Linked DNA regions of Homo sapiens: region 1 is linked to region 2. Evidence: chromatin contacts called from ENCODE Hi-C or POLR2A ChIA-PET data. All regions are on one chromosome and are shown on one strand. The core of a region is the stretch at or near the end of the contact, and the rest is flanking DNA. Distances in the headings are between cores, read along the strand shown. Region 1 has its middle 470 kb from the start of LINC01108. Region 2 overlaps LOC101928354 (a long non-coding RNA gene).

Region 1 (6,855 bases), core at 706-3,205, 44 kb after region 2:
TTATAGGCATGAGCCACCGCACCCAGCCAGAGATGAATTTTTATTTAATTCCACACAAATGTTTTGAACACCTTTTATGTGCCAGGTGCTGTGCTAGACCCTGGATATACAAGCTTACATTCTAATGGAAGAGGCAGTAGGAGGTGATAATTACAGGAGGATGTGAAGAGTGTCACAAAAGAGGAAAAAGCACAGGTATATAAGGGGGACTGAAGTAGCCTGGAGGCTCGGGAAGCTGTCGTTGAGGAAGAAGTCCTTAAGCCAGGACTCCACAGATACTGAATTTTTTAAATTGATAAATATAACAAGAATTGTATATTTTTATGGTGTACAACATGATGTTTTCACATATGCATACACTGGCATTCCAACTAGCTAAATCAAGCTAATTAACATATCCAATATCTCACATACCTATCATTTGTTGTAATACGAACATTTAAAATCTATCTTAGCAATTTTCAAGTATATAATATATTATTATTAACTATAGTCACTATGTTGTACAATTAATCTCCTGAGCTTATTCTATCTAACTAAAATTTTATATTCTTTGACCAACATCTCTACAACCCTGGCCCATCCACCAGGCCAGCCTCTGCCAACCACCATTCTACTCTCTGCTTCTATGAGTTCAGCTTTCTGAGATTCCACCCATAAGTGAGATCACACAGTATTTGTCTTTCTCTGCCTGGCTTGTTTCACTTAGCATAATCTCCTCCGGGTCCATTTATTTGTTGCCAATAACAGGATTTCCTTCTTTTTTAATGGCTGAATAATATTCCATTTTATATATGTAAAGCATTTCATTATATGTAGATATCATGGAATATTCTTTATGTGACATATATATGCATATACATACATATCGCATTTTCCTTATCCATTCATTCATGGATGGACGTTTGAGTTGTTTCCATATCTCAGCTAGCGTGAACAGTGCTGCAGTGAACCTGGGGGTGCAGAGATCTCCCTAACATACTAATTTCATTTATTTTAGCTGTATACCGAGATGCAGGATTGCTGGATCATAGGGTAGTCCTATTTTTAATTTTTTGAGGAAATTTCACACTGTTTTCCATAATGACTGTGCTAGAGAGTGGGGTGAGTTTTCATTTTAATAATCGTGTAGTAATACAAATGTGTATTAGGAAAAATATATACTTGACAAACTTATGATTTCATTGTCATTATATATACTGACATAAATTTTCCCTTTTAATTAATTATTTATTGAAGACATGGTCTTACTCTGTCCCCCAGGCTGAGTGCAGTGCTATGATCACAGCTCACTGTGGCCTTGAACTCTTGGGCTCAAGCGATCCTCTCACCTCAGCCTCTCAAGTAGTTCGAACTGCAAGGGTGTGCCACCATGCCTGGCTAATTTTTTTTTTTTTTTTTTTTTTTTTTTTTTTTTTAGAGACAGGGGTCTCACTATGTTGCCCAGGCTGGTTTTGAACTCCTGAACTCAAGAAAATCCTCTCACTTTGGCCTCCCAAAGTGCTGGGATTACAGGCATGAGCCACTGTGCCCAGTCAAATTTTCCCTTTTTAAATAAACCAACTTAATTTTTAAAGTGAGTTAACACAATATTAAGCAAACAACAGTGAATTAGTCCTCACATATACTGCAGACTGTGAATTTGGTGGTGAGTGACGTTTCGGAAACCCATATGAGGGAGAGGTGGCAGGGAGGTGAAGAGGGGCTGCCCCGAGGACAGGGCCCTGCGGGGAGAGTTGAAATAACAAAACTAAGACAGAGAAAGTCGACTCAGAAAGTTCCTCCATGAGCTCTCACATATATTGGATTCTTCCTTCATCACCAGTCCCCTGTGGTGTAACGTATTCTCGTCGAATTTTCTATAGAATAATTGAGGCCCTCACGAGGTTAACTAAAACACTAAGGTCACCCAGCAAGTTAGCAGCGCAAAGAGAATTAACAAAACGGCCGCCCTCGCCCAGTTGAGAACATCGGCATCTCTCACCTCCGAAGTTCCGAGGGTGCCGCAAGATGGAAAATGAAACTTTCTGTAAAGCAAACTGAGTAAAATAGAGGACTTCGGAGGAAAAAATAAGGGCTGCGGCTGGCTTGGAAAACATTACATTGTTTTCATTACCGTATGTACTTTGAGATGACCCAATTTGAAGGTGCTTGAAGAAGCTTGCTGAATATATGTTCTGTCTCTTTTCCTCTTTCCAAATAAGGCTACATTCACAGGTGCTTGCGACTTCAGCAACTTGTGACGGGGCAGACACAGTTCAACCCATAATACACAATACAGAATGTGGATTTTATTCTAAATGTAATCTCTTGGAGAATTTTAAGCAGGTGAATGATATGATCTGATTTCTGCTTTTTAAAGGTCACTCAGGGCCGGGCGCAGTGGCTCACGCCTGTAATCCCAGCACTTTGGGAGGCTGAGGTGGGCAGATCACGAGGTCAGGAGATCGAGACCAGCCTGGCCAACATGGTGAAACCCCGTCTCTACTGAAAATACAAAAAACAATTAGCCAGGCGTGGTGGCCTGTGGTCTCAGCTACTCGGGAGGCTGAGGCAGGAGAATGGCGTGAACCCGGGAGGCGAGCTTGCAGTGAGCCGAGATCGCACCACTGCTCTCCAGCCTGGGCGACAGAGCAAGACTCTGTCTCAAAAAAAAAAAAAACAAGGTCACTCAGGTTGCTGTGTGGAGAATGGATTATTAGGGCCAAAACCAGAGGCAGGGACACCAGTTAGTCCAAAAATTCAGGCAGGAGATGCTGGTGGCTTGGAAGAAGGTGTTCTGGTAACTGTAACCGGGTATATGCAGCACTTAGGCAGGTGGGGCCTCTCAAAGAATTGAACCAGGAAATGAGCTAACACTCAATCCAGAGAACTCCTAGTCCCTAAAAAGCCAGGTTGGCCACACTGGAGAGTCCACATCCTATCTAACACAATGTCCGGCTCTTGCAAAGACAAGAAAGGGCGTTCCATAAAAGATGAATGAGTCCTTCTCAACATCAACTTTGTAGCTGAGTTTTCCACCTGGCCCCCAATTATCCAGATAACTTATTAAAAGAAAACTTGTCATCCATGAGTTTCTCTACACCAAGGGAAGATGGTTCCGTTTCCCAGTCTCCACCATCGTAGGGATAATGAGCTCCATAAGCCTATCCCTGTTGTATGAGGAGAAGGAGAGGGTACTCGACCCAGAGCTCTTCCAGGAATCCTTACACTGGCTGCATTCTCAGTCTGGGAAGGCCAATTGTGTTCAATCCATTGCCCTGACTAGTGCTTCCTCAGCCCTGCCACCACGATTCACCAATTCCTTCTTTGTCCCTGCCCTGCCTCTTGCCCCATCTCTTTCCTTCCTCTGTCCCTGACCCCCAAGGCTCTCCTAGGCTTCCAGCTTCAGAGCTCATGATTCACTCACTCACTCAGCATTTACATGAGAGCACCTACTGTGTGCCAGGCTCTGCTCTAGATCCTGGGCATCCGGGCACCATGCTTGCTCTCATGAAGCTTACATTCTAGTCAGAAGAGACAAGCAAATAGAAGAATCAGTTTGGCCAGGTACAGTGGCTCAGGCCTGTAATCCTAGCACTTTGGGAGGCCAAGGCGGATGGATCACCTGAGGTCAGGAGTTTGAGACCAGCCTGGCCAATGTGGCAAAACCCCATCTTTACTAAAAATACAAAAATTACCTGGGCGTAGTGGTGGGCGCCTATAATCCCAGCTACTTGGGAGGCTGAGGCAGGAGAATTTCTCGAACCCAGGGGGCGGAGGTGGCAGTGAGCCAAGATCACACCACTTCTCTCCAGCCTGGGTGAAAGAGCAAAACTCCGTCTCAAAAACAAAACAAAAGAAGAATCGATTTAAAAACATCAAATAGTGATAGTGCTCTCTATGCAGGAGTATTTAAAAACAAAACAAAACACTAATGTGAAAGAAAGTGAACAAGTGAGTACTTTACAGTCTGAGAAAGCCTCTCTGAGAAGATCATGTTTGTCAGGCTATCTAAACCATGTGAAGAGTAAGTGAACAGCAGTCCAGGTAGATGAATAGCTCGTGCAAAGGCCCTGGGGTAGGGTGAAAGGGAAGGTTCACAGAGCTGAGTGAAGGCCAGTGTGCAGTAATTCTCAATGGGGCTTCAGTGACAATATGATGTGTGACTGTTCCATGCACTTGGGGATTTGTAGCATCCCTGGCCTCCCTCCCACTAAATGCTGGTCAAGCCCCTAGTCCTAACTACTGAAAACTAGACACACACACTTTTTCCAGTGGCATTTGGGCAGCTGTAGTGCTGCCCTAGTCAAGAAGCACAGCAGGCAGGAATGAGCACAGTTTAAGGGGGACAAAGAGGAAGGTGGGCCTGCATCACACCAGCCTTTGTAGGCAGTTGTATTATTTTCCTAGGACTACTGTAATGAAGTACCACAAATTGGGTGGCTGAGATAACACAACTTTATTAACTCACCATTCTGCAGACTGGAAGTCTAAAATCAAGGTGTCAGCATTTCTAGTTCCTTCTGAGGTCTGCAAGGGAGGATCTGTCCCATGCCTTTCTTCTAACTTCTCGTGGGCTCAAGCATTTTGCTTTGTAGACACTGTGCTCCCTGTGCCTTCACATTGTCTTCCCTCTGTACATGTCTGTCTCTGGGTCTAAATTGCCTTTTTCATAAGGGCATCAGTCATATTGGTTTAGGGCCCACCTACCAACCCCATCTTACCTTAATCATCTGCAAAGAACCTATTTCCAAATAAGGTTACATTCACAGGTACTTGGGACTTCAGCATCTTTTGGGCGAGACACAGTTCAACCCATAATACAGGATATGGGATTTGGATTTTATTCTAAATGTAATCTCTTGGAGAATTTTAAGGAGGTGAGTGACATGATCTGATTTCTGTTTTTAAAAGGTCGCTCAGGTTGCCGTGTGGAGAATGGATTATTGGCGGCAAGACCAGAAGCAGGGATACCAGTGAATGCAAAAATTCAGGCAGGAGATGCTGGTGGCTTGGAAGAAGGTGTCCTGGTAACTGTGGTCAGGTATGTTCAGCACTTAGGCAGGTGGGGCCTCTCAAAGAACTGAACTAAGAAGTAGGCTAACACATCCAATGCTCTGCTAGGGAAAGCTGTCTGGGGACAGCCCACCCAAGTACAAACTGTGGGACCTGAAGGCAGGCAGCCTTCAAGTAGAGACCAGAAGATGACCTAGACAAGTTTCTGAGTGCAGAGGACAGAATTAGGAGATCTTCCAAGTGCCCTTCCAACTGCAGGGGTATATAGTGCTAACAATATCCACACTGTAAGTCAAGACAAGAATCTGCCTCTGCCATGTTGGGCAACTCAGGCCGAGCATTTACATGAGAGGGCAATGGCCTCGTTACCTCACTCTTGCTCCATCCCTCTCTCCAGCTGACAATGGCATACACCAGGGCCACACACTGCCACTTCCTTTTCAGAGCTGTACCAATACACATCCCTTCCAATCAATTAATATTTCCATCTCAGTGAACAAGAACAAGTTAACACGCTGACAGTGTGGGCTACCTTCCAGGGTTTGTCTGCTGACAGATTAAAAAGTATGTCAACATGGCTTGATATTAACAAATATTGCAAAGCAGGAGCCTTTGTTTGTTTTGTTTTGTTTTGTTTTCCTAGTTTATTGGTAGTGCTGGCGAACCCACGCCTGCATTCATCCAAAGGTAGACCGACCAGGTGATGTCAGCCCAGCCAAGACCTCAGTATGTGAAAGTGCTGGTGAACTGCAGCAGCCAGTCAGTTGCTCACTCCTGCTGGGTGAATCAGCCAGGAGAAGAGCAGCCAGCGAGTAGGTGTGCAGCTTCTTTATTATGCAATTGGAGGGGATGACATGGTTGTCATAAGATGCACTTTTAAGTGGCTGAGTTTTCAATATCGAAGGTGAAAGCAATAGAAGATTTTTGCAACTTTTAAAGAAAAGGTTTTTTTTTTTAATGGTGTCTTTTAATTTTTTAAATAAAGCACTAAATGAACCTTTTCTCACTCTCCATCCTCTCTGGCTGCCTGCTCACAAATAGTGATTAAGGGCTGTCTGACATCCAAGGTCACTGGACTGGCAGGGATACAGAGCCCCTCTAGAAGAGGGTTTGCCAACTATGGCCCACCGCTCCATTCCAGCCCACCATCTGCTTCTGTGCACCCCATGAGCAAAGCCTGGCTTTCACATTTTTAAATGGTTAAAAAAAATCAAAAAAGCCATATGTCATAACACACGACTCACATTTCATCACACATGAAAATTAAAATTACGGGAAATTCAAGTTTCAACATCCATAAAGAAAGGTGTATTGAAACATGGCCATGCTCATTTGTTTACATATTATCTATGACCGCTTTCATGAAATAACAGCAAGGTTGAACAGTTTTCAGAGACTGTGTGGCCTATAAAGTCTAAAATGTTGACTGATTCTTTAGAGGAAAAAGTTTGATGACTCCTACTATAGAGTTTGAGGAAGAAGCATACTGGATCCTGTTATTTGGTCTCTATGCATTTTCTTTTTTCTTTTTTCTTTTTTTTTTTTTTTTTTTTTGAGACGGAGTCTTGCTCTGTCACCCAGGCTGGAGTGTAGTGGTGCGATCTCAGCTCACTGCAACCTTCACCTCCCGGATTCAAGCAATTCTCCCTGCCTTAGCCTCCCGAGTAGCTGGGATTACAGGCGTGCACCACAACACCCAGCTCATTTTTATGTATTTAATTGAGAGGGGGTTTTGCCATGTTGGCCAGGCTGGTCTCAAACTCCTGACCTCAGGTGATCCACCTGCCTTGGCCTCCCAAAGTGTTGGGATTACAGACGTGAGCCACTGCATCTGGCCTCTAGGCATTTTCAATTACT
Region 2 (6,545 bases), core at 3,047-5,546:
AATAGCACCTCACAATGAAACACACGAACTCCTGGGAAATTCTCATTTTAACACAACTGTAGTTCCCATGCGTTGGAACCTAATGTTTACCTTCATAACGGCTCCATCAGAAAGGCACTGTCATCATATGAGAAAACCAAGGGTGAAAGATTAGGTAATTTGCCCAAGGTCTCTTTAATATCTTCCAAATATATCTGCACTTGTTTCCTACTTGGACTCATTTAATGAGTTAGGAAATGAGGGAGCTGAGTTTCCAAACGAAGCCTAATCCCTGCTCTTTTGACCTCTATAAAATCTATCAGAATATTAACAAAGGGTGTTTAATAAAATGAGTTTGGATAGAGAACAAAGAAAACCCAGAGGTATTTGGAAAATGGTTTGTTCCAAGATCTTCTAAGTTAGCTATCTCATCATTGTCATGTTATTCTTGCTACTGCTGACAACCTAGCTTCCTGTATATAAAGAAGTATCAAAGAAAATACTTAATATTCTGCTTTCTTCACAAATACTCTCCTTCCAACTTCCCTTATTTCTTTTCCTCAGCTCATTTCTGTGTTGGCCAATCAAGGTCTTCCCAGGACTTCATCAGCATGAGACCAGCTCCACCTCCACACCTAACACAGCAGGTCTCCTCCAATTTCCCAAGAATCCTCTCTGAAGTCTGGCAGACCTTGTATTCAGCTGTATAAATGCTGCCTTCATCAGCAACCAAGACTTCATCTTCCCAGGCCCTCTTTGAGCCAGCCCCACCTACACCCAATCCTGGCTGCTTGAATTACAAACACACCTAGAGAAGGGCTTGTGACCCCTAGACCTGGCCCACCAGTGGCTTCTGCCATCCAAATACAGCTTGGCCCTGACAGGTACTTAGTAACCTGGTATTTGTCCTTCATCCACTCCCTGACTCCTTCCCCAGAACAACAGTTAAAGACCTTCTCACCTTGTCTTCAGCCCCATTCCTGGTTGAATAATACCCTTCTCCTCCTTCACCGAATAGCCAGAGCCCTTCTAGAGTCAACTTTGCTCTGAGGCCCCCTTTATCTGCATGCATCCCTTTCTCCTGCCTCTCCCCCTTCCTTTCCCTTGTCTTAAGACCTATTCCCCCTCAACAATCCTCTACAAATCCTGCCCTGGGTGTTTCCTTCCTCTGCTGAGGTCCTGAAGCACTTCTTATTGGCAACCTTCATTTGGCTTTGAAGGTACATTGCCAAATATCCCTTATCTTTTTTTTTTCCCTTTTCTTCTCTTCATATTTTAAATTGCACAAACAACAGTCTGGCTCATCTCTTTCTATGCACATATCCTGTCTACCCAACCCAATTGGGTGTCCTCCAATGCTTTGTCCTTCCCATCTGCTCATCTCCCTCCTAATGATTCCCTTGGAGAGGGCTCATCCACTTGCAGAGCACCATGGATACTACACAGATTCTTGCCACCAAACCTTGTTCAAGCCCCCCTGGCCTTACCGGCCTTTCTCCTTCTCCCAATTAATCGAAATCTGCACTCTTTCCTCAAGGCCACCTCACATTCCAATCAAGCCTTCTCCAACAAACACAGATCCACAACTACCTGTTTCTCCTCTGACTTTCTATAGATATTTTAATGCTTATATATAGTCTTGTTTTATTGGACCTCCTTTTGGACCGTAAATACAGTGAGAGTTTCCTGAGGACAACGACCAAGGCCTCAGCGTTGTGTTTCCCTAACATGGTGCTAGGTATTCTGAGGGTGCTTATTCATTACGTGCTATCTATAACACATGCAAAAAATAAAGCATAATTCAGACTTTTAGTTTCAAATATGGCACAGTAAACTAAAGCCCTAGTAGCTCTAAACTGAGCAAAGTCTGCAGCTAAAACTGAGCAAAAAATCTAAACCCTTGGAGTGAAGGATTTTGTGTATTTAAGAATCTCCTTTCAGCCGGGCATGGTGGCTCACACCTGTAATCCCAGCACTTTACGTGGCTGAGGCGGGCGGATCATGAGGTCAGGAGTTCGAGACCAGCCTGGCCAACATAGTGAAACCCTGTCTCTACTAAAAATACAAAAAATTAGCCAGGCATGGTGGCACATGCCTGTAGCCCCAGCTACTCGGGAGGCTGAGGCAGGAGAATCACTTGAACCTGGGAGGCAGAGGTTGCATGAGCCGAGATCGCGTCACTGCACTCCAGCCTGGGCAACAGAGCAAGACTCCATCTCAAAAAAAAAAAAAGAGAGAGAATCTCCTTTCACAGGGCACCAAGTTCAGTGACAGTGCAGAAAGCACCCAACTTCACAGGGTTGTCTTATCTGAGAGCAGAAACGCAACACCTTGAAAGAGCCTGTCTGGATCAAGAATTCAGCCCTCATTTTCCTAAGTGGAAAGTCTCATGTGGCCAAGCAAAGGTGACCCGATGAAAGCCAGCGTGTTCAGCCTCCTTTCAAATCGGCAGCCATAATTGCTACTCGCATTTAACATGGCACCAATCACAACCGTGTTCTGGGGCCAAGAACACTGGCCAGCTTACCACCTTCTGAAACTCGGGTGGCTGAGATCCAAGGCCAACAAGACTGAAGAGATGAGTCGCAGCAGTGGAACCCAACAGCTGCCACTGTAATTCAGGGAGCGTCCCCATAATCTGGCAGGGCAGAGTGGAACCTGTCATCCCCAGGAATTAGGGACAATTCAACCTGCAACCCTCAGAAGTTAGGTCTCCAGTAACTGCTACTGTTAAGAAAGTCCTCTCTTGCCTCTTCCTGGTTTGCAAATGTTGCTAGCCCTCTTGGATTAGCGAGCTAGGCCCCGTCTCGGAAGCGAGGTGTGGCACTTCACCCAGCAGACACACCCTCACAGACAGTCCCCATGTAGATGACAAGAAAAAGCTGACAACCAACGGTCCCAGGCTCTTCCATTATGATTGAAGCTCATGGGAGCTCGGCATCACTTAAAATGTTCTGTAAAGTTCTCAGGATGGTATTTAATAAGGCAGCAATTCAGTGTCAGTTCAAAAGCCATTTGGGGTGGAAATGGAGGGTAAAGTTGAGATGTCATAAACTCAGTAGCTTCCAAATTTTATTACAGGCTTTTTCAGGTCTAACAATAGCAATTTGGAGAAGGGAGAGAAAAGACATTACTCAGTCTTCAAAAGTACACCCCAAACTCATGCGAACTGTGAGCTGACACTGCCATCTGCTCTCCCTGACATGTGGTGTGGGAAGCATGATTACCATTTTCCTCTAAGGCCAGCGTCCTCTTTAGGATTCTCCCTCTAGCACCGGGCCTAGGACAGTCTTAATCCTGACAGTCCAGAACTTCAATTTTACTATTCACTCAACAAATACTTTTCAAGCATTTATATGCGCCAGACACTGTTATAAAGTCTGGGATGTAGCAATCACTAAAGTAGGAAAAGTTCTGCCTTGTTGGGGTGTTTATTTGCTAGTTAGGGGGACACAGGAATTAACAAATAATCAAGTATGAATAAACAGACTATCAGATGGTGATAGGTGCTATGGAAAAAGCAAGGCAGATTAAGAAGGACAGAAATCATCCAGGCAGGGGTGGGGGGAGTGGGGGATGTGGATTATGTGGTGCGGTCAGGGAAGGTCTCACTGAAGAGGTAACATCTCAGGAAGACCCAAGCAGGGGAAAGAGAGGCCATGTAGAATTGCAGGGCAGGGTTTTTCAGGCAAAGGGATCAGAAAGGGCCAAGACTGTGAGGCAGGAGAGGGATTGGTGTGTTTACAGAACAGCAAGGGGCCAAAAGGAGCGAGGAATGACGGTGACAGTGGAAGGAGCTAAGACAGGAGAGGTGGCCGGAAGCCAGATCGCTTGCAACCTTGCAAACCATTTTAAGGACTTCACCTTTAACTCAGCACATCAGTCAGGGCCTAACCAGGAGACAGAAGCCACACCAGTTATTTTAACACGGCTAATTTAATATAAAGAATAATTTTCTAGGAATAAAGTCTTAACCAGGTAACTGAAAGAGTAAAAAGACAACTCTAAGGTGTCTTTCGTATAACAACTTCAGGAAGCTCCACCCCTGGGGCTGGCAGAAGAAAAAGGGGGCTGTCGGATAATTAAAATTTAGAAGCTTAGAAAACAGTCCCATGGGGCTAGAACCCAAACCTCAAAGATGGGGCAATGGCAGTCAGTGCTGTGGCCCTAAAAAGGCACAATGAGTCTGGTTCTTGAGTGTAGGAAAAATTGCAACGTAGATTGAACAGCTGCTACAGGAAGAAACTGCTGCTGCCAAGATGAAGCAGCAGTACTGGGGTGCTGCACACAGGAGCCACAGGCAGACAGGATACCCATGGGAAAGAGTAGGAGCCTCTCTAGCAACCCCTACTGGCTGAGTGCAACAAGGAGCCCAACAAAGGAGAAATGCAGTGTTCAGGGGCCCAGCATAGAATCAAGTATTGAAGGAAGGCTTTGGAGCTGAAAGATGATAACTTACTAACTGGAACTCTCTGAATGAGATAAGATTTTGAGCAAGGAAGTGACAAAAGCTGACTCACTCTGACATCTGTGTTGAAAACAGACAGTAGAGGAGCAGCAACAGTGGAGGAGGGAAGGAGTGGATGGATTCTGAATACAGGCATCCCACTGGATTTGCTGATGGTGTCCATGTGAGCTGTGAAAGAGAGGAGTCAAGGGTGACTCCTTCATCGAGGCCTGAGTAACTGAATGGAGACAAATTTACTGAGGGAGCAGGGAGAGCAAGGGGGCAAGAACAAGCTTGTTAGGTCAGCTTAGGTGTGAGGTGCCTGTTAGAAATTCAACTGAGGGGCTGGGCGCCTGTAATCCCAGCACTTTGGGAGGCTGAGGCGGGTGGGTCACCTGAAGTCAGGAGTTTGAGTCCAGCCTGGCCAACATGGTGAAACCCCACCTCTATTAAAAATACAAAAATTATCTGGGTGTGGCAGACACCTGTAGTCCCAGCTACTCAGGAGGCTGAGGTGGAAGAATTGCTTGAGCCCAGGAGGCAGAGGTTGCAGTGAGCCAAGATCGTGCCACTACACTCCAGCCTGGGTGACAGAGTGGGACTCCATCTCAAAAAAAAGAAAGAAAGAAATTGGACTGACAATGACAGCAGGCAGTTGCATCCCCAAGCCTGGGGAGGGTTTAAGTTAGAGATATAAATTTGAGGCTCACCCATCATATAGATGGATTTTAAAGCCACATGATTGAATGAGATCATGCGTGTCATCTCAACGTCACTTAGAATATGACATGGCTAAGAATCAGCTCTGGAATCAGAATGATGTCAATTTGAATTCAAACTCTATCGTCACTGGATTTTCTCAGATGTTCTAAGCCCTGATTCCCTCATGTGTAACCTAGAGATGATACTAATCATGCTGACTACACTGATCTTATGTACGGATTAGATTCAGTAACGTAAGGAAAGCCCTTACACCAGTGCCTGATATCAACTCTTATAAATAAGAGTTATTATCATTATCATAGTTTTATGATATTATTAGTAGTCAAAGATAGCCAGAGCCTAGAAAATTAGGCTTCTAAGACCCAAAAGCAAAGAGACCTGAATTGTACTAAAAAGACAACTTATTAATTGTAGGAGAAGATACAGTGGCATCTTATGTGAAATAGGTATATAAACCATGACTCTGAATTACTGTGGCTTTCCTTTTACAGATACATTTATTCGGAGTACTAAAAATTTTTTTTTTTTTTTTTTTTTTTTTTTTTTTTGTAGAGACAGGGTCTCATGTATTGACCAGGCTGGTCTCCAACTCCTGGCCTCAGTGTCCCAAAGTGCTGGGATTCAGGTGTGAGCCCCCATTCCCTACCTCAAATGGTTTCTAATCAGGCCAATTCTCCTGACCTGTAACAGAGCCTGCCCTAGCTCTCAGAATTCTGCTGCAGAATGGGCTAGCAGTCAAGTTTGTTCTTCTCCATGAGAAGGTTTAGCACCTGGAGAGTTGAGAGGTAAGTTTGATGTACATGAGGACTGTTCCTCTGGTTTGTGAATAACCAGCCAGGGAGTAAAAAAAAGATGCCAGACAACCCTCACAAAGGAAAGAAGGAAGGGAAAGACAGATCCACAAAACGATTCTAAAGGAACATTATTAGCAAATCCTTTAAAATACCAAAACTGAGTGTGCAGGGCAAGACCAAGATAGAAACAGAATGCTTGCCTGGGGACAAACTATGGAGACATCAGCATGTGCCTGTCGTGAGTGAGCTGCTGATGAGTCAGGAATGAGCACAGCCCCAGGGTGACTCCGAGACCCTGTGCACCCGTCACCACTCACTCCTAGTTGGCCTGGGAACAGAGCCCCATCCTCCATTAATTGTTCACCTCTCATTAAGCATTTTTGCATCAGGCAGCCATTCCTTTCCAAGAGCTCAATTGCAGGGTTATGTAAGGTTCTCCTGTATTCCTGGCCGGAGAACTGAGACCAGCTGCCTGTCCAGGGCGCTCCCTTCCTAGGCGGTAGGTCACTCCAGGAAACCAAACGGCAGATTACAAAGCCTAGAAAACACAGCAGGGGAGTAGAAGAGGCTGGATGTCCTCCCAGGCTGCTCTCAACTGTAGA

The links. Hi-C counts contacts between places; a loop is a spot of excess contacts on that map. ChIA-PET counts read pairs that join two places held with the same protein, here RNA polymerase II (POLR2A). Pooled maps may share reads with other maps.
Region 1: a loop to region 2 is called in a pooled map, with 2.4 times the contacts of the local background. The contact joins two enhancer-like sites. A Hi-C loop is called at or near these places in 3 of 168 maps with a recorded cell type or tissue (CD4-positive, alpha-beta T cell, PC-9 and mammary epithelial cell) and 9 of 50 pooled maps. POLR2A ChIA-PET finds 5 or more read pairs at or near these places in 9 of 52 experiments (B cell, BJ, CD4-positive, alpha-beta memory T cell and 6 more).

The regions. Positions count from the first base shown.
Region 1 is chr6:14,753,141-14,759,995 of GRCh38, forward strand. No RefSeq gene overlaps it. Among named protein-coding and RNA genes, the nearest start is that of LINC01108, 470 kb to the left of the region's middle. Within about 2 kb of position 1,956, at least 4 of the 41 ENCODE cell types and tissues checked have a DNase peak (open chromatin) inside an H3K27ac peak, as active enhancers do.
Region 2 is chr6:14,706,920-14,713,464 of GRCh38, forward strand. All of the region lies in intron 1 of LOC101928354 (a long non-coding RNA gene), which reads right to left. Among named protein-coding and RNA genes, the nearest start is that of LINC01108, 420 kb to the left of the region's middle. RefSeq lists an enhancer at 1-178. Within about 2 kb of position 4,297, at least 6 of the 41 ENCODE cell types and tissues checked have a DNase peak (open chromatin) inside an H3K27ac peak, as active enhancers do.